Linked DNA regions of Homo sapiens: region 1 is linked to region 2. The links are chromatin loops, found by intact Hi-C in ENCODE. Cell type or tissue: psoas muscle. All regions are shown on one strand. Each heading gives the region's core, and the rest is flanking DNA. Links, peaks and the distances in the headings are about the cores only.

Region 1 (8,000 bases), core at 1-8,000, 320 kb before region 2:
AGCACTTTAACCTTGACTATATAAAGAACTCTCCAAACACAAAAGTTAAGAAAACAGGCAAAATATTTGAACAGATATTTCACTCTTAAAAGATATGGGAATAGCAAAGAAGCACATGAAAATATGTTCAGCATCTTTATGAGAGGCGACAACCTGCTGGCAGCCCTCGCTCGGCCTCGGCGCCCACTCTGGCCGCACTTGAGGAGGTCTTCAGCCCGGCCGCTGCACTGTGGGAGCCCCTCTCTGGGCTGCCGGAGGCCGGAGCAGGCTTCCTCTGCTTGCGTGGAGGTGTGGAGGGAGAGGCGCGGGCGGGAACCGAGGCTGCGCACAGCGCTCGCGGGCCAGCGCTAGTTCCGGGTGGGCGCAGGTTTGGCGGGCCTCACACTTGGAGCGGCCGGCCCGCGCCCGCGCCGGCGCCGCTGGTCCCGAGCAGCGAAGGGCTTAGCACCCGGGCCAGCAGCTGCGGAGGGTGCGCCCCGGTGCCCCAGCACTGCCGGCCCACCCGCGCGGCGCTGGAATTCTCTCCAGGCCTCGGCCTCCTCCCTGCGGGTCAGGGCGCGGTGGCTCACTCCTGTAATCCCAGCACTTTGGGAGGCCGAGGCGGACGGATCACGAGGTAAGGAGATCGAGACCATCCTGGATAACACGGTGAAAGCCCATCTCTACTAAAAATACAAAAAATTCCGGACACAGTTAGACATCAGGGAAATGCAAATTAAAACCACAATGTGATTTCTTTCTATACCTATTAGAATGGCTAAAATAAAAAGTCTGATCATACCAAGTAGGATGTGGAGTACCTGGAACTCTCAAACATCACTAGTGGGAATGTAACGCGGTACAGTTTAGAGTTTCTTAAGAAGTTTCTAGTATATGACCTAGGCCTTCTCTTCTAGATTAATAGAGAAATGGAAGTACGTGTACATACAGACTCTTGTGCTTAAATGTTCAGAGAAGTTTTAATTTTAATAGCCAAATGATAAAAACAATACAAAACTTTATTCAACAGGCAAATGAATAAACTATGATACACATACACATACACACACATGCACACACACGAACATCATTCAGTAAAAGAAAGCAATGGCACACACTATAACATGGATGAATTTTAAAATAATTATGCTGGGTGGCAGAATCAAGACAAAAAGAGTACATACTGTATTATTTCATTCATATAAAATTCTAGGAAATGCAAACTAATGTATAGTTACAAAAATAGATCAATGGTTGCCTGCAGAAGTGAGAGAGAGGGGATAGAAGGATGCCAGAAAAAAAATTGCAAATGGTCATGAGGAAGTTTTGGATGGTAATTGATATGTTCATCGTATCAATTTGTGATGGTATCACAGTTGATACGTATGTCAAAACTTATCAAAGCATATATATATCAAACTTTGTATATATATATATGCAGTAAATTGTGTGTCAATTAAAGCTCAATAAAGCTCTTTTTTCTTATTATACTTTAAGTTTTAGGGTACATGTGCACATTGTGCAGGTTAGTTACATATGTATACATGTGCCATGCTGGTGCGCTGCACCCACTAACTCGTCATCTAGCATTAGGTATATCTCCCAATGCTATCCCTCCCCCCTCCCCCCACCCCACCACAGTCCCCAGAGTGTGATATTCCCCTTCCTGTGTCCATGTAATCTCATTGTTCAATTCCCACCTATGAGTGAGAATATGCGGTGTTTGGTTTTTTGTTCTTGCGATAGTTTACTGAGAATGATGGTTTCCAGTTTCATCCATGTCCCTACAAAGGACATGAACTCATCATTTTTTATGGCTGCATAGTATTCCATGGTGTATATGTGCCACATTTTCTTAATCCAGTCTATCATTGTTGGACATTTGGGTTGGTTCCAAGTCTTTGCTATTGCGAATAATGCCGCAATAAACATACGTGTGCATGTGTCTTTATAGCAGCATGATTTATAGTCATTTGGGTATATACCCAGTAATGGGATGGCTGGGTCAAATGGTATTTCTAGTTCTAGATCCCTGAGGAATCGCCACACTGACTTCCACAATGGTTGAACTAGTTTACAGTCCCACCAACAGTGTAAAAGTGTTCCTATTTCTCCACATCCTCTCCAGCACCTGTTGTTTCCTGACTTTTTAATGATTGCCATTCTAACTGGTGTGAGATGATATCTCATAGTGGTTTTGATTTGCATTTCTCTGATGGCCAGTGATGATGAGCATTTTTTCATGTGTTTTTTGGCTGCATAAATGTCTTCTTTTGAGAAGTGTCTGTTCATGTCCTTTGCCCACTTTTTGATGGGGTTGTTTGTTTTTTTCTTGTAAATTTGTTTGAGTTCATTGTAGATTCTGGATATTAGCCCTTTGTCAGATGAGTAGGTTGCGAAAATTTTCTCCCATGTTGTAGGTTGCCTGTTCACTCTGATGGTAGTTTCTTTTGCTGTGCAGAAGCTCTTTAGTTTAATTAGATCCCATTTGTCAATTTTGGCTTTTGTTGCCATTGCTTTTGGTGTTTTGGACATGAAGTCCTTGCCCATGCCTATGTCCTGAATGGTAATGCCTAGGTTTTCTTCTAGGGTTTTTATGGTTTTAGGTCTAACTTTTAAATCTTTAATCCATCTTGAATTGATTTTTGTATAAGGTGTAAGGAAGGGATCCAGTTTCAGCTTTCTACATATGGCTAGCCAGTTTTCCCAGCACCATTTATTAAATAGGGAATCCTTTCCCCATTGCTTGTTTTTCTCAGGTTTGTCGAAGATCAGATAGTTGTAGGTATGCGGCGTTATTTCTGAGGGCTCTGTTCTGTTCCATTGATCTATATCTCTGTTTTGGTACCAGTACCATGCTGTTTTGGTTACTGTAGCCTTGTAGTATAGTTTGAAGTCAGGTAGTGTGATGCCTCCAGCTTTGTTCTATCTAGAAAACCCCATCGTCTCAGCCCAAAATCTCCTTAAGCTGATAAGCAACTTCAGCAAAGTCTCAGGATACAAAATCAGTGTACAAAAATCACAAGCATTCTTATACACCAACAACAGACAAACAGAGAGCCAAATCATGAGTGAACTCCCATTCACAATTGCTTCAAAGAGAATAAAATACCTAGGAATCCAACTTACAAGGGATGTGAAGGACCTCTTCGAGGAGAACTACAAACCATTGCTCAATGAAATAAAAGAGGATACAAACAAATGGAAGAACATTCCATGCTCATGGGTAGGAAGAATCAATATCGTGAAAATGGCCATACTGCCCAAGGTAATTTACAGATTCAATGCCATCCCCATCAAGCTACCAATGACTTTCTTCACAGAATTGGAAAAAACTACTTTAAAGTTCATATGGAACCAAAAAAGAGCCCGCATTGCCAAGTCAATCCTAAGCCAATAAAGCTCTTAAATGAATACATTTACCCTTGGACTAGCAATTCTACTTCTAGAAAAATATAGTAACATTACATTGGTAGAAATTATTGATGCATGTAAAAAGCTATTCAGTATATAAGTGTTTATAATAATAGAAGATTGGAGGGAACTTGTCCATCAACCTGTAACTGACTAATAATCCATTAAAAAGAATAATCAGCTCTTTATTGGAATGAAAGGCTTTTCATGATATATTGCATAATGAATAAATCAAGTATCACTACACAATAGTATGCTATTGTTTGTGTGTGTTAGGAGGGAGATATGTGTACACACACACACACAAACCACAATTACTTGTTTGTATAGTATCTTTGTTCTTTATAGGGGAAGTCAGGAGCTGGGTAAATGTAGGTAAATTCTACCATGTTTCCTTTTGTGTCTTATAAATTTTGCACCATGTGTTATTAACTTTTAAACCGAATAAAATTTAAAACATAGTCTCATAGTTGTTGTTGCAATTGTGAAAGGAATATGTTCTCTCATTTCCATATACTTTAGCTGGTTATTGCCAATATAGATACAAACTATAAATCATGAATTTTTTTGTGTATGTTATCCAATCACTTTTCAAGTATTTTTTGGAAGTGAGAAGGATTTTTAAGTTTGCAATCATATTATTAGAAAGATAGTTACCTCTTTCAGTATTTATAACAATTATTTTGTTTTGGATGATTATATTTATTAGAATTTCCAAACAAATATATTAACAGTGTAAGTAATAACAATGATAGTGAATATCCCTTACTTTTTCCTGACTTTAATGGGAAGAGCTTTAACATTTCACAACTTAAAATGATATTTGGTGTTTTTCATGGTGAATAATTTAATCAAATTCAGGTTTTTTTTCTACTTTACTAGAGGCCTTAATTGCTTTGATATGTTGTTTTTCTTTTTAAGGCATTTTCCCCATATGTGTTCTTATTGTATCGCAGCTGTCAGAAACTTATGGGCCATTACTAAGAAAGTAGATGTAGCTCTATATTTTTTTCTTTTACTTAAATGAATAGATAAAAGAGAAGTTATTATTGAGAATCCTATCTTTTTTTATAGCATATTGTTTACAACCTTTAGCATGTGAACTAGTGTTAGTAATTCAGCTCACAACAGATTGCAACACAACTGAGTGTTTGATCCACAATCCGGTACCATTGCTCTAAAATTTTATTTTGACTCTGCACTTTCAGTCCTCTATCCCCTGGGTGGCAGTGTTGTTCTCCAAATTGCACATTGTAATCCAAATTGCAGATGTTGAGGAAAGCAATCTAAATATGATATGTGATAGCATTTTCTGAATTAGAAAGAAAATAGATGGATATACCAGGTCTTGTATTTATTTAATGCTTAGTATTAACACCTTAAGGTTTCAAACTTTGATTTTAAGTAAGTCACTAAACAATAATAAAGTGTCTAAGTGAAACATTAATGGATTCATTTAAGATTCTGTTTTTAAAAAATATATAACAAACTGAAGAGTGTAAACAGCTACTGTATAAGAGGCAGGTAGTTCAGAAGTCACTAAGCTAATAGCTTTACTAAATCAATCTTCTAACATATTTCTGGCATAAATTGCATTTTAATTTTTATGGAGCATTTTGATTAGATTTGTTACTTTATGTCTCTAGGAAATCTAAGAAAGTTTTATTCTAGAAATTTTATATCTTAAAAATTTCAGTAGCTAGTTAATGTCATGAAGCCAAGTTTTATAAAATTCAAAGTGGTAGAGCTAACATGTACTTAGCAATTTAACATTTTGGCTAAGAGCTTTGGCTCTGGAATCAGACTATCTGATACTAAATTCTAATTCTACGTCTTAATAGCTATATGATCTTGGGGAAATTATGTAAGATCTCTGTGCCAAGGCGTCTTTATTTGTGAAAATAGGAGTGATAATCTATCTCACAGGATTGTTGTGATGTTTAAATGAAAACACAGTATAGAGTTCTTGATGAATATTTACCTCTAAATAATTTACTGTTATTTTTATTATTTCATTTGATCTTAACAGTAACTTTGTGAGATAGGCATGGTACATAAGAGGGATTCATGTCTTATGAATAACAAATATACCTAAGGTCATAGAGGTAATAAGGGGGCAGTCCAAGTCTTTTGACATAAAATCACTGGTAGCAATTTTGTAACAGCTCTATGATATGAATGTAAAATTACATTAATAGTTTGTAGCCACCATGTCATTAATTCCCATTCATCTAATTATTTATTAATTATCAATAATTAATGAGGTAATATAATTTATAAACTATACATTCCTTCACATATACAATTTACTTCTTTTAATTATTTGCCAATTAGCCCAAAATAGGCTCAAGATTATTGCAACAAAGCCTGTAATAATTTAAAGTTAAGTTCAGAAAACATTATTAAAACCCAGTTCAGATTCTTTTCAACATAGTGATTGGCTTTGATTCATTTTAATAAACGTTTTTGAGTGTCTATTTTGCAAAGTATTGTACTAGGTTCAGTAGGAGATACAAAAATGATGAAGACATTGTCCATGTCCACCGTGGACTTACAGAGTAGTAACTTAAATGATTCTAATACCAAGATAGACTGCATTAAGTACTGTAGTAAGAGTGTGAGGCACTATTGGAGTCTAACAGGGCAGTGAACAAGCAGTTTGACGAGAATGCTTCCTACAAGAGGTGGAATTTGAGTTTCATTTTCAAGGAAGGAAGCACTTTAATAGGAAGCTGAAGAATAGGAAGAGAAAGTTTCCACTGGAGGAAATTAGTTAGATAAAACTAGGTAATAGAAGACACACTATTTCACAAATAGAATAAAGCTTCCAAAGGATTTTTCATAAACCCCTAAAATCTCCAAAAACATTGTTAGGCCTAGCAATGAAAACCTTTTTAATTTCTTAAATATATTTTCTACACACGTCCCTCCTAAAAAATGATAGTTTTCTTAAGTTATTAAACATTTGAAAAAACTGAAGTAAGGTGTTTTAAGGCAAAAAACAAAATACATGAATCTTAATAGACTGATAGAAGTAGGTTTCAGAATACCTGGAAATTTATGGATCTGTAAATGATTGAGTAATCTCTAAAGGAAATTTTGCTGCATTATACTTAAACATAAAGATAGAAGTTTGAAAGAAAGTAAAGTGAATGATATTGTGAAAGTTAATTATTCAAAATGGAGACATTCCTGTCATACCCAACTAAAATGGAATTGGGAAGCCATGGGGAAGGACACCCAAATCCCTTCCAGGAACTATTTTTGCAATTCAAGAGAAAAAAAACATCATTTTAAGATTACATCTTACATAGTAACTGCTGCCACTTACTGCTTAGAGCTCAGAAGCTCCTACACTCAGCTCAACACTGCTAGTGCCAATGAACTTTCTTTCAAAGCAACGTACATAACTTTTCTCTTTTTCTCAATAAAATTCCAACCTTTCTTTTTGTTTTTCAGACACATCTAAGAGCTACTCTGGATTGTGTGCATTGAATTGCAATTTTAATCCTTGTATATTATTCCCCAATAAATTGTTTATTTGGAAATTCAACTATAAATAGTTTTACTTAAGGTTTATAATGTAAGCCTGTTCAGAGAAAACATTTTTAATTTGTCCATCAAGGAATAAAGTATTTGTAACAAATTTATTGGTCCACTTCTCCATCAAGACCAAGAGAGAGGCAAGATATATGGCCTGGAGAGGTAAAATTAGCAGGTCACCTAGCCTCTCCTTGAAGAAATCAAATGCTGTTTCTCTAGTAAGAAGAAGAGTAAGAGAGAGAAGCTCTGTTATTTTGCCCAGTTCATAGTCAAGCATGATATCTCTGCTTCATTGTTTTACAGAGATTCCTCAATGTGCTCACTGAACTTTAGTAACTACTTGTTACCACTCTACTGCAAGTCTACTTCTCAATGTCACCAGTGACCTCCTAGGCACTAAGCTGGATTTCAGAGCGCTTTAGTATAAGATCATCATCCCAGTCCTTTGCCATTGATTGACAGACTTGACTGTGTTGGCTGAGCCAGTGACCGCTTCCTCTCTTGCCTCCCAACATGTACCACTATCTAAGCTATGAGCCTCATCAGGTAGTGGTTGCTTCACACCAGACTTTTTCATACCTGACCTAGCCACATGGACACTATTAATTCAACAAAAAATTATCCAGCCCAAATGTCAATAGTGCTGAGGTTGAAAACCCCTGATCTATGTTTATGTCCATAACAACCAACTGTATAGTGCAATGAAGTACCAAGGGCTGGGCTGTGGGAGAGGATAAAATCTGCAGAAGTTTGGACTTAAAAACAAAGACGATAATGGTATTAGGGAGTTACGTGACACACCAATATGTAGGAATGTCTCTACTTTTTGTGTTTGATTAATAATTTATTAAATATACTTGAAAATCAATATAGTCTGTAGGGAGCCTTTAAAATGATGCTTTCATAGTTTTTTTTTTTTTACAATCATAGAAAGCAGATGGTTCTCTAAAACTTACAGGTAATTAAAGGCTTCTTAAACTCACAGCATACAAATATTTCAACATTTAAATAGAAGCTCATTTTCTTCTAAAGTAATTTCCTTGTACATTCTTATTAAAGTATAA
Region 2 (12,768 bases), core at 2,272-10,271:
AACTAATGGCTGCACTGTTGGCTTCCCTGGTTTTGAGTCTTGTACTGAATCATGCTGAAGTGGGGTTGGAACCTCTACACAGACTCCCTTCTGGGGCATGCCTAGTGGAGCTGTGGAAAGAGGGCCACTGCCTTCCTGACCCCAGCATGGTAGATCCACCAGCATCTTGCACTCTGCATTTGAAAAAGCCACAGGCACTCACCTCCAACTTGTAAGAGCAGTCACAGGGGCTGCACTTTGCAAAGCCATAGGGGAGAGCTGCCCAAGGTGTTGGGAGTGCACCCGTTTCATCAGTGCCCCCTGGATGTGGAGCATGGAGTCAAAGGAGATGATTTTGGAGCTATAAGATTATTTTCAGATAGTCATTATATTTCTTAATTTTTCTAAAATCCCTATTTTTTTACAGGATAGGGTGATAGTGCTTCCTACCAGTTACTTTATACTTGTCTACTTCTTTTATATATTATTGGAATCACAAAGAAAATTTTAGTAGTCCTGTAAGTCCTGCATAATTTTAGTCAGATAATATATTTATCACATTCATTTATCTCCCTGTACAAGTGTAAAATTTACTTGTGATTATTTCAGAATTTTTGTGAATACATACAATTTTACCACAATATTGATAGCCTAGTATTCTTACTGTTGGAGAGTGTCCAGGTTCTTGGCATCTTGAAAAAAGAATTGGACAAAATGCACAAACAAAGCAAGGAAAGAATGAAGCAACAAAAGCAGAGATTTATTGAAAACGAAGGTATACTCCACAGGGTGGGAACGGGCCGAGCATAGGGGTTCAAGAGCCTGGTTACAGAACTTTCTGGGGTTTAAATACCCTCTAGAGGTTTCTATTTGTTACCTGGTGTATGCCTTATGTAAGTGAAGAGGATGAGGTAAAGGTACAAAGCTATTTACTTGGTGTACACTCTATGCAAATGAAGAGGATGAAGTGAGGTTACAAAGTTATTTACTTGGTGTACAATCTATGCAAATGAAGAGGATGTGTCCTGCCATAGTTCAAGTCGAGTTACATAGTTATTGGGCTTACAAGGTTGGGGTTTTACATTTAATTTAGCTCTAGGAAGTCCTTAGGTTCCCTGCCTCCAGGCCCTATTCTACTGGCTCAGTATACCTAGATATTTTTTAGAAATGTAAACAATATCTGTATGTGCAAATGACTAATGAATAAATTATTAGTATTAACACATCACAAGCACAAGGCAGTTTTGTGATATTTTAAATAGTAGCAAATTGAGTAAGTGCTTTATGTGCTAATAATTGAATAATGGTGAATACAAGCAGTGTTATATGTAACCAGCAATTTTTACATTTCTACTTTGAAGAATTAGAAAAATTCAGTTAATGTAGTTAATTAAAATTAAAAGCTTGTTTTCAATACTACATTTCAATATGACTGTCTCATTCAAATTTTAGTGACTAGCAACTGGGTAGCCTGTACATGGCAGATACACCCTAGCAATCACTTTGCAACAAGCAGTTTTATATTTTCAGACATCTCGTGGGCATCTTCTACTTTTGACAGCCATCTTCCCCCATAATCACCCACACATGAAGCAGCAGCACCAGTTTCTTATTACAACTGCAATAAGGAGCTCCAAATAAAGCACTAAATTAACAGAAAAAAAAACACACAAAAAATCACATGGCCATTTGCCTACTATTGGATTCCTTCCTGCACCGCTTATTGTTTATCTAATGTCAATCTTCCAAAATGAAATATTTGGATATGGTTTTCTGAGTCATAGATTGCCTAGGAAAAATGATTTCATAGTTTCTTTGTGGAAGGCACAATTCCTATTTGCTTCCTGTGTAGTTTACCAATGGAAACTTCTAGAATTATTTTGGTATATGACAAATGTCGAAACTTGAATGGACTTAATAAAAGACATAGGATCATAACTATAAAAATATTTTCGTTTTCACCAGAGGATGCCGTAATCATAGGATTTTTAAAAATAATTTAGTTTAAGCCCATTAGCTGGCTAGAAATAGAAGTTAGTGCTCTAAAACATAATACATAGTTGGTATTTGAATTTTTATAACTTGAGTTGGAAAAATGATTCCTTTACTCCTTAGCTGGATAAACATGAGCTAAGCAACTGGATTCTCTGAGTTTTAGCACTGTCATTTATAAGGTGGGAATAATAATCACCTCCTCACCTCCCTTTTGTGTATCTTTGAATATTACTATGTGGATAAAAGCATCCAATGATGATTCTTCATAAAGCCATTCCTTATGTTCCTGGTATTGTTTGCATTTGTGTACACTTATTTATCGAAGACCTTATCTTCTGTTTAGAATTACAGTTTTTTCTATAATTGCCTAACAATGTCAGTTTTGGAGTTTAACTTATTTGAGGAAACTACGTACTGCTAACATTGTATCTTCAACACGAACAAGCATAGTGCCTGCTATCCAGCAATGATGACAAAAAGTATTTTATATATCACTTTAGGAGTGTATTCACATTCAAACACCAATTTATCAGAAAACAATCATCTCTCTCTCACACACACACACACAAAATCCACACACAAATATCTATCTGAGATAAGAATTTTGAGCTCTGACCTGTGGAAAACAATTAGGAAAACTGATAGTTGAATTTATCCTCCATTTTCAAGAATACATGACTAAGGCCAAGCTTTGAGATCAATTTTACCAAGAGCGGTGATGATGTCTGGAGTGACTTAGATAGCTGCACTTTTCTTGCTTAGTGTTAAAAACAATAATGGTAAATGAGTGTAGGTTTGTATGTGTGTTTCCAGGTTTGGGGAGGGGCAATAGGATGCTTTAGTAACAGGACTCTACAACATTTTTCAGGTGGAGTAGAGGAGAAATGTAATAGTCTTGAAGGAAATTGCCCTGAATTAGGGGCAGGGAGTGCAATTTTCACACTGGAGTCTGACTTATTAGCTCAGATATGCCAGTTAATCTCCCCCAGCATTTTCTTGTCTGACAAATGATCAAGAAGAATGACTGAGGCTGAGTCCTGGAATATTTGGAGGAAGCAGGAAAGGTGAGAGTGAGACTTAATTCTCGCTTTAAATGGAATCAGATTTTGTGAGTGTTTCATTTCCCATAGAATATTGAAAATAACAAGAATGTTTTAAATTGAGGGGACAGGTTGACTACTGGGTATGGTTGCATCCACTGCTATTCACTGCATTAAGTAAAAAATATGGTACGTGGTTCACTTTTCTTTTTTTTAAACTTTTAAATTCAGGAGTACATGTTCAGGTTTGTTATATAGGTAAACTTGTATCATGGGGGTTTGTTGTACAGATTATTTCATCGTCTGGGCATTAAGCTTAGTACACTTTACTTATTTTTCCTGATCCTCTCTCTCTTCTCACTGTCCAGCCTCTGATAGGCCCCAGTGTCTGTTGTTCCACTCTATGTGTAAAAGCTGACCACTCTGCCAAAAGATCTATGATTACATTCCAGCTCAGAACATAAACCCCCAAACTCTCCATGATAATCATCAGAATGTCTGTCTTTAAAGAGATCAAACCTTTGGAAGACCATAATGTTTACAAGAGATACACTTAAATAGATATTTGGTTAAAAGTAAAATGATGGGAAAATATATCACAAACACACACTAATAATAGAATTCAGGGGGCAAAACATAGCACCCATAGTAAAAGAGGAACATTTCATCATATTGGTAACAAGATAACTTAAATAGTTTAAAACTGGAAAATAACTTTGTTGTTAAACTGACTTAAAACATATTTTGCTAAAGTTTAATATTCTATCAGATTTCTAATTTTTTAGGGCTTTACAAGATTTTGGAATTCTTTATATCCTTAAAGGATTATTTCATTTTTTAAAAACTGGTGGATTCCAGTTGAGTTTATATGTTGTATATGTTGTAAGCAAATTTCTCCATCAAAAATTATTTTAGAACTCTGCTTGAAAAAGTTCATACCAATGATGCAATTATGATAAGACCTTTATCTGGTGTTATGTATGTATTAGTCTTGGTAATACACAGTTTAAAAAAATATAATTTCTTTCCATAATTCCTCTTTTAACCCACCCTTTTATTGGTCATGCCTTCTCTTTTCTATGTTTAGCTCAACTCTTTTTAAAAGATGGGCTTCTTCTTCTTCTTCTTTTTTTTTTTTTTTTTTTTTTTTTTTTGGTGGAGGGAGGCTTCCATTTTTAAGAGTGTATGTTTTCCCCCCACTAAGTATCTTCCTGGGCTGGCCTTCGTTTAATTTACAGGATTGATTTGCTTGTTATTACTGCTATTTTAATTTTGTGTAAATAAACATTTAAACCACGTTGTGACTATATACCTTTTTCTATTTGTTACTTGTAAAATGTACTCACAGTAATTGCTTTTGTGAAAAAAAAATGTTACAACCACAGCATTTCCCAGAAACACGATGCCAATTCAAAGAAGTTTGTATTAAATTTTGAAAAATATTTGTTTTATGAATGTACTGGACAATGAAGTTCACAGGTATAAATGAAGGGAAGTGTTTTACAGCTAGCAATTTCATTACATGTTTAAGGACATGTGGGTTTTCTTTATCTGCATTAAAATAATTTTTTTAGTAAACATAATTTCCATTAATTTTAAAGATCCCTTTTCAATTACATTGCTGTTTTTCTAGCATTTATGTTGAAGTATTAGGTTGCATGGTCTTTAAACTATGCTTTATAAAATCAAATTCCATCTTATGCTTTTGTGATCCACAAACATCTTTAAAATAATCTGCATGGATCTCCTTGAGATTGCCCTATAACTGATAACTTTTGATATTCACTGTTTAAAATTTTCTTTTTGAGTGAGGGGGATCTTCTTAGGCAAGGGAATAGTACACTAACATTTACCTATTCTTGGAAAACACAGATTACATGAAAATAACTGATTAATTGATTAAATTATTTTCCAAACCGGTGTTATTTGTATAGAGACATAATCTAATATGTCAATCAAAAATTACACACATATGTTGACAAAATAACTAAGTGTTCCATTACGCAGTTTAGGGTTTTGTTTTATTTTTAACCTTAGTTGTTGACTGATCATATCATGTGGCATTCTATCAAAGTCACCCTGTAGTGAATAAATGTTTACTAAGATTACATTTGATAAACTTGTACTCGTTTAAAATAATTTCTTCATTGAGTGAAGTATGGGGGAGTATAATATTTCTTAACTCTCCTCCCCAAAACCAACCAAAGAAAACAACAAAAGTCAGAAGAGATAAAACAGAACTCTTCTTTGAAAACAACTCTAAAGAAGCATTATCTATGAAGGAACTGACAAATGCAGTGATCTTTGGACAAAATTTAGGATGGTGGACAACAATCCATACCATGTTGAATTTTGGTCATGAAAGAGTAAAAATGTTTCCAGACTGAAAGAGAGAAAAATCAACTTAGACTGAAAAAGAAAAAAGCAGCCCTGCAATTAATCAGTCTGGGAGAACAGACACAGATACTAAGTCAGCTGCAAAGTTAACAGGAAACATTATTTTTCCCCTAGGCAAGTTATATTGCAGCTGGAGAATGCCAAAACAATCCCCTCTTTGAGTGATTATTGCTTTATTATCAATGATGCCACCAAATTCGTTTTTCTATACCCATCTATTACTGGGGATACTCAGTTGCTAAGCTGGCCCCTACCACATTCTAATACTCAATCCTTAGCTTATCTCATGTATCCTGATCTTTTCTCAGAAATAACAAACATTTCATACTGATTCCTACTTCTCTTGGGTTCTCTCTCTTGGGTTAACTCCCAGGTTATTCAGAATGAACCAAAGCCTTACAAAAGGACACCCTCCTTCCTCTTGTCAAGTAGCATTCCTAATTCCTCTGGACTGCTATCCCTTGCTGCATTGAGCCAATAAATCTGATCTTGTCAGACTATAGATTTGTTTCTGGTGGTCTTTACCTGATCAGCTTTTAATAGTCAACATAGATTTCTTTCAAATTTTGTGCACAGGCTGAGAGGCTAAATTAAGAATCCCTTTCTTAAAACATTTGGATTCTGAGTCTGAGATGGGTAAGCGCCTAGTAAATAGCAGGAAATATGGATACGGAAACGCACATGGAGAATGCCATCTGCCGACAGAAGCAGAGATTGTAGTAACTCAGCTGCAAGGTAGGGAACACAAGAACTGGGGCTTCCACTTAGCAAAAGAGACAAGTAAACATTCTCTTTAGAGTTTCAGAGGTAGAATGCCTCTGCTGACACCTTGATTTCAAAGTGCTCGTTTCCAGAATGGCAAGAAAATAAATTTCTGTTGTTTTAAGGCACCCAGTTTACGGTACTTTGTCACTGCAGTGTTAGGAAATTAATAAAGATGCTGGCACTGGAATGACAGGGACTGATGTAACGATAACTAAAATATAAAAGTGGCTTTGAAGTAAGTAATTGGTAGGATCTTGGAAGCATTTTGAGGCATTTGGTAGTAAAAACCCTAGATTGCCCTGAAGAAATTGTTGGTAGGAATGTGGACATTACAAGTGAATCCTGTGAGTGCTCAGAAAGAAGTGAGGAAAGCGGTAAAGAAAGCTTCTATGATTTTAAAGAATACGTACATCCGCAAAGGCATAAGAATGATATACATTGGACTTCGGGGACTCGGGGGAAAGGGTGGGGGGTGGGGAGGCACAAAAGACTGCATATTGGGTACAGGGTACACTGTTCAGGTGTTGGGTGCACCAAAATCTCAGAAATCACCACTAAAGGACTTATTCATGTAACCAAATACTACCTGTTCCCCCAAAACCTATTGAAATAAAAACATTAAAAACAGTTTTAAAAGTAGAAAAAATAGAAAAAAAAACAGATCATCACAAGCCACATGTTATGAAAAATATGAAAGTTAAAGGTGTTTGTGGTCAAGTTTCAAATGGAAATGAGGGACATGTTATTGGACAATGGAAGAAAAGTGATTCTTGTTATAAAGTAGCAGAGGACTTGGCTGAATTATGTTCTTCTGTTAGGTGGATAGTAGAACTTGTAGGTAATGCACTTGGATATTTAGCTGAGCAAAGTATGGAAGATGCAACATGGTTTCTTGTTTTTGTTTTAGGAAAATGTGAGAATAAATTAGGAAATGATTTAAGTCAAGTCAGAGGAAACCAGCAGTTGATAATTTGGAAAATGATTAGCCTCTTCAGATAGTGTGCTCTGGCAACAGAGCCAAGGGTGTGACTGGGCAACCATTTACTAAAATGATTGGCATGTAACTCGCGAATTCAATCAACCCTCTCAGCAGAAGCCAGGAATAGGGATGTGATTATCCAGGAAAGAGCCCTTGTATCTAATGTTTCAGATGATGATATTTAGGACTCTTTGAATTGATAATATTTAGATGAAATTTTGGACTTACAGTTGTGTTGGAATGAGCTACAGTTTCCAGCGATGTTGGCATGGGATAAGTGTAATTTGCATATCAGAAGGACATGAATTTTGGAGTGTTAGAGAGCACACTGTTATGGGTTAAATTGTGTCCTCCGAAATGGTATGTTGAAATACTAACCTCTAGCGCCCCAGGATGTGACCTGATTTGGAAACTGGGCTGTTGGTTGTTGCAGGTGTAATTAGTTAAGATCAGTTCATACTGAAGTAAGGTGGATCCTTAATCCAATCTGACTGGCAGCTTTGTGAGAAGAGACAGAGAGAATGTCATGTGACAAAAGAGGCAGAGAATGGTGTGATGCAACTGCAGATGGATGAGTGCCAAAGTTTGACAGCCACCACCAGAAGCTAGAAAGAGGCAAGAAATATTAGACCTAGAGTCTCAGAGAGAACATTTCCCCACTGATGCCCTAATTTTGGACTTCTATCTCCAGGACTGTGAAAGAGTAAATTTCCATTGTTTACGGCCACCCAACAAACTGGAACCTTGCTATTAGGTCTTTCTTATATTGTATTATAAACTTCCTTCATTTTCTCCTTAAAGAGCTTACATATCTTCAATTCTTCCTATGTGCTTTACATTTTTATTCTTATTACAAATGATATTTATAAACTTATTTTCTAGCTGTTTCTTGAAGGTATATAGAAAATTTTAAAAATTCATATTAGGTAACTGCTTACCTCCCTTATACATATTTAATAATTTATCTGTGAATTATCTTTTGTCTGGTATATAAGATGTTGTATCATCTTCAAATAAGAATAATTTTTCATTTTAATCCTTATATGTTTAATTTGCTTTTATTACTTTTTTATGTAGATTAGGACTTCAGGTACAATATTGAGCAAAAGTAGTAAAAACAAATAAACTTGTTCTAGACTTAGTTTAATAAAATGCTTCTAACTTTCCACCATTGTGTATTACAATGCCTTAAGAACTTTTACTCGTAGTCTTAATTAAAGTAATTCCCTTAAATTTATAATTTATTAAAAATTTTAATTTAAAATGTGATCAGATTCTATATTCAGTATTTAAAAATAGAGAATTTTTTTTCTTCTTTAATGTATAAGTAAAATAAACTATATTAATGAATTTTCTAATGTTCAACCAACTCATCTTTGATATAAGTTTTGAGGGGATAAATATTCAAACTATAGCACTTCATTTTCAAATAATTGACATGGAATATCTCACAATATTCTTTTATTATCTTGTTAATCTCTTATGAATCTTTATTTTCTACTTTTATATTTATTTTTTGGAATCAAATATGCAAAATATTTATCCACTATTAGTCTTTTCAACATACTGTAACTTTACTTCATCAATCCTCTAATTTATTTTTATTTTCCAACTCATTATTTTTTATTAAGTTTTATCCCTTCCTTATGCTTACTGTGAGTTTACTTTGCATTTTTATAATATCGCAAGTAGAAATTTTATGTCTTCAATTTTAATTCTATATTTTATGTCCAGTAGTAAATATTTTAACTCTTGTCTATGCTATTAATGTTTATATTAATATATCTTTCAGCATCAATTTTCTGTATACCATTGCTTCTTGCACTCACACTTTACTTCTGATGTCACCATACACCAAATTGGCTTGCTCCCAGATGGTGGGGCTTCCCAGCCTCCAGAACTGTGAGAAGTACATATTGTTTAAGCCACCCTCTTTATATAGCATGCTTTATAGAAGGATAAGATGACTAAGGAATTATGATTATTTCTACCTTGTTTATACAAAAATAAGTATGTTTTGAGTAATTAATAATAAAATATTTTGGTATTAGTACTTACTGAATTTGACACCTATTTTGGCAATGTACAAATTTTTCATTCTTTTGTTTTGTGTCAGCTTTATGTGGCTGGATATGAGGATGCCTTCATGAATATGATGAATGTACAGTATATTTAGAAAAATTACAAATGAGAAATCTACGTTTAGTCATTACTAACTTTGGTAAGGCTACAAGAAGTCTATTTAGTAGAGTTTGAGGCTAATTATCAAGTCCCTGTTCAAGCATTAATTTTGCCTGAAAAACTTTTACCCCAGTGACTTTTAATGGTCTTCTTTAGCTTCAGTACAGAAAACTTATGGAAACTATATGGAAATCCCACTACAACTATAACAGTAAGGAAGACCCCCATGCATTGCCCACTTAGTGAACATGGACCTAAAAAAGGACAAAACTTAGCATGCCAAGAGAATGGGCTGCAGAAGTGGCAGTCCAGGAAGGGGAAAAACAACAAACATAAAATTCACCTCCAACCTAAAAAACTGATTTTTCAAACCTTGATTTAGACTATACACTCTCATCATAACAACACTGTGGTGTCCAATAAATTAAATTTCTTGAGTCTAGGAAGCTTTTTACCTCTAGCCTTTACCGTATTTTTTACCTCTAGAATATACTGTAAGAAGTCACAAAGTCCCTGATTGTTCCAGCTGGTTCTTAGATTAACTCTTCTTCAGGTCCTAGCACTGACTCTGGCAGAGGTATAGTGTTGGCTAAGTGTTAATAGCTTGCTAGGAAGCCAGCATCCATTTTAGCAGATGAACACAGGTCTGTTCTAGACATTTGCTATTGTCAGTTATGTAACATGCTTATGTATCGGAGAGTTGTATTTCACAAATTTTTATTGGCAAATTATTAGTAATAAGAAAGTAATTGGGTAATTCCAATGGTAATTCAAATGGCTAATCATTATTTACTACTCTAGTAGATTTCCCTAGACATCAGATAAAGATATATTAGTACACAGAAATAAGTTTTCTATAACTATAATTTTTGTTGTTGGATCACTGTTCAATAATCCCTACCTACCTTTCATTAGAAAACTTAGGCAAGGTGAACATGTTAGGTTGAATTTTTAGAATGTAAAAAAATTATAATTTGTAATGTTAATATTAGTTTTCATTAAGAAAATGCTTTTATAGCATTAGTAATTTTAATTTTTAGTTTATAAAGTATATGAAAATAAATTTAAACTTGATGGTTTCAAATACTTGTTTTTTGTATATATATATATTTTATATACATATATAAAATATGTATGTATATCTATATATATATCTCTCTAGAGATATAGAGAGAGAGGGAAAGAGAGAGAGGATTATATTTAGTTTAAAATGCTTCTTTCCCTTATTTCTTAGCTTGGAATAGTTAGATTGTATTTCACATTTTTGTTTTATCTTTATTTCTTCCTGAAACAAGATTTCTTTTGTTCATTTTTACCTTTATTCCTTCCTGAGACACAATTTCTCTTTTTAGTGAATTGAGTAATGACACATTGTTTTGAATTTTAAAAAGCATTTTTAGCTACTTAAAGTTTAGTATTAACAGATTTCTGCGCATACACACACACACACAAGAATTTAAATATTAAAACTTAGTATTTGAAACTTAGTATTTGAAACTTAGTATTTGAAATTTAGTATTATTTGAAACTTAGTATTGAAAACTTAGTATTGAAACTTAGTATTTGAAACTTAGTATTATTTGAAATACTATTGTTTCATTTAATAATGATGATAAATGTATGATATAGCAATTTTGAAAGTGATAGGCTTGTCATCTTAATTCATGCAAGAAGCTCTGATAAAATATATTATTGATTACTAAAGTTGAACTCTGCTACAGTGACACGGGTCAGCCAGTCATCCATGGTTGCTACATTTTGTCTACTTGCCAGAGAAAAAGAGTTGATAATGAGAAATAAGAGATCCATTTTAAGGGAAACCCAGATGATTCAAGAAGAATCAAAATTCAATGCACAGGGCAAATTTCAGAACACAGGGAAGAATTATGGCAAATTATGGCCAGATGCTTAAGAACAACACTAAACTTTCTCAACTTGGACTGGAGGAGCCAGGTGGATACCTGTGGATTAAAAGAAGAAGGTATGCCACAGACTTGTAGTTTATAAATTCAAATAGGAAAGTCTACAATTACATCACAGTTCAACCAACTTAGCAGCTACTGTCTTTGGCTCCTCTTACTGCAATATTTGACACATTAGCCTGGGTCTGTGGTGAGAGACAGCAAGGTACCCTCTTCTCTCTAAGTCTGCATACACTCAGTCAAGTGCTGACCCTTCTTCTCCTTTCTTAATCTTAAACAGATCTCACTCAGATATTAGATACCCAAACAAAACTCTTATTTATAGATACAGACAGTACCCAAGTTAGGATGATTTGGTTCTAGGGTAATAAATCAATATCTCACACCACAATCATTTACTTTCCAAGCTGGAGGTACACCCAAATGAGCTTCATTCCTGGTGCACTTTCTGAAAATCTTTATAACTCAGTCTGGTTCTATATTATCTTATCACCATCTACACCAATAAGATCTCTCACCTTGCAGATGACATAGTAACAATAATTGGTTAATAATGAATAGAAGGGAGGGTGGAAATTGTCTAAGCTGAAAATTGTCAAGAGAGATGTAGAAAAAATACGTTGGAGTATAGTTTGAAGTCAGGTAGCATGATGCCTCCAGCTTTGTTCCTTTGGCTTAGGATTGACTTGGCAATGCGGGCTCTTTTTTGGTTCCATATGAACTTTAAAGTAGTTTTTTCCAATTCTGTGAAGAAAGTCATTGGTAGCTTGATGGGGATGGCATTGAATATATAAATTACCTTGGGCAGTATGGCCGTTTTCATGATATTGATTCTTCCTACCCATGAGCATGGGGACTGTTGTGGGGTGGGGGGAGGGGGGAGGGATAGCTTTAGGAGATATACCTAATGCTAAATGATGAGTTAATGGGTGCAGCACACCAGCATGGCACATGTATACATATGTAACTAACCTGCACATTGTGCACATGTACTCTAAAACTTAAAGTATAATAATAATAAAAACAAAACAAAACAAAACAAAAACAGAATTAACATGTGATTTTAGCAGGTTTGGGATCAAGAACTAACAGACCAGTGGAATAGAATAATTTAGAAACAACCATTTATGTATCAGAATTTAACATATATTAAAGAAGGCACGAAAAATCCAAAAAAAAAAAACATTGGAGTCAGCAATAATGACCTTTGTAGGTAGTAAACATTTAAAGAACTAACCTCCTTTTAGGAAAATAAAAACCATGAGTTATCAAGGTATTTTTAGAAAAGTGCTCCAATAGGAGACAGTCTGGAGGAGTAGGGCCAGCTCTGACAGCAGTCTAAGTCTTTCTTTCATAAGCTTCAACTTCGCCTTAAATTCCTAGGAGCACCTGTAGACTTGCCTCTAACACAGCGGCTCTCAACGTGTGTTCCATGATCAGCAGCATTAGTGTCACCTGGAAACTTGTTAAAAATGCAAATTCTTGCATTCCACTCCAGATCTATTGAATC

The links. Hi-C counts contacts between places; a loop is a spot of excess contacts. Peaks named below come from ENCODE experiments on the same cell type or tissue, not always from the same donor. Only the 100,000 strongest peaks of a DNase experiment are listed, where the experiment ranks them.
Region 1: a loop joins it to region 2, with 8 times the contacts of the local background. A loop is called at or near these places in 8 of 110 quality-filtered maps.

The regions. Positions count from the first base shown.
Region 1 is chr5:121,946,630-121,954,629 of GRCh38, reverse strand. No RefSeq gene overlaps it. Among named protein-coding and RNA genes, the nearest start is that of SRFBP1, 11 kb to the left of the region's middle. In psoas muscle, for the core only: a CTCF peak has its summit at 4,600; no DNase peak of the experiment used is centred there.
Region 2 is chr5:121,623,914-121,636,681 of GRCh38, reverse strand. No RefSeq gene overlaps it. Among named protein-coding and RNA genes, the nearest start is that of FTMT, 220 kb to the left of the region's middle. In psoas muscle, for the core only: a CTCF peak has its summit at 6,097; no DNase peak of the experiment used is centred there; H3K27ac peaks cover 335 bases.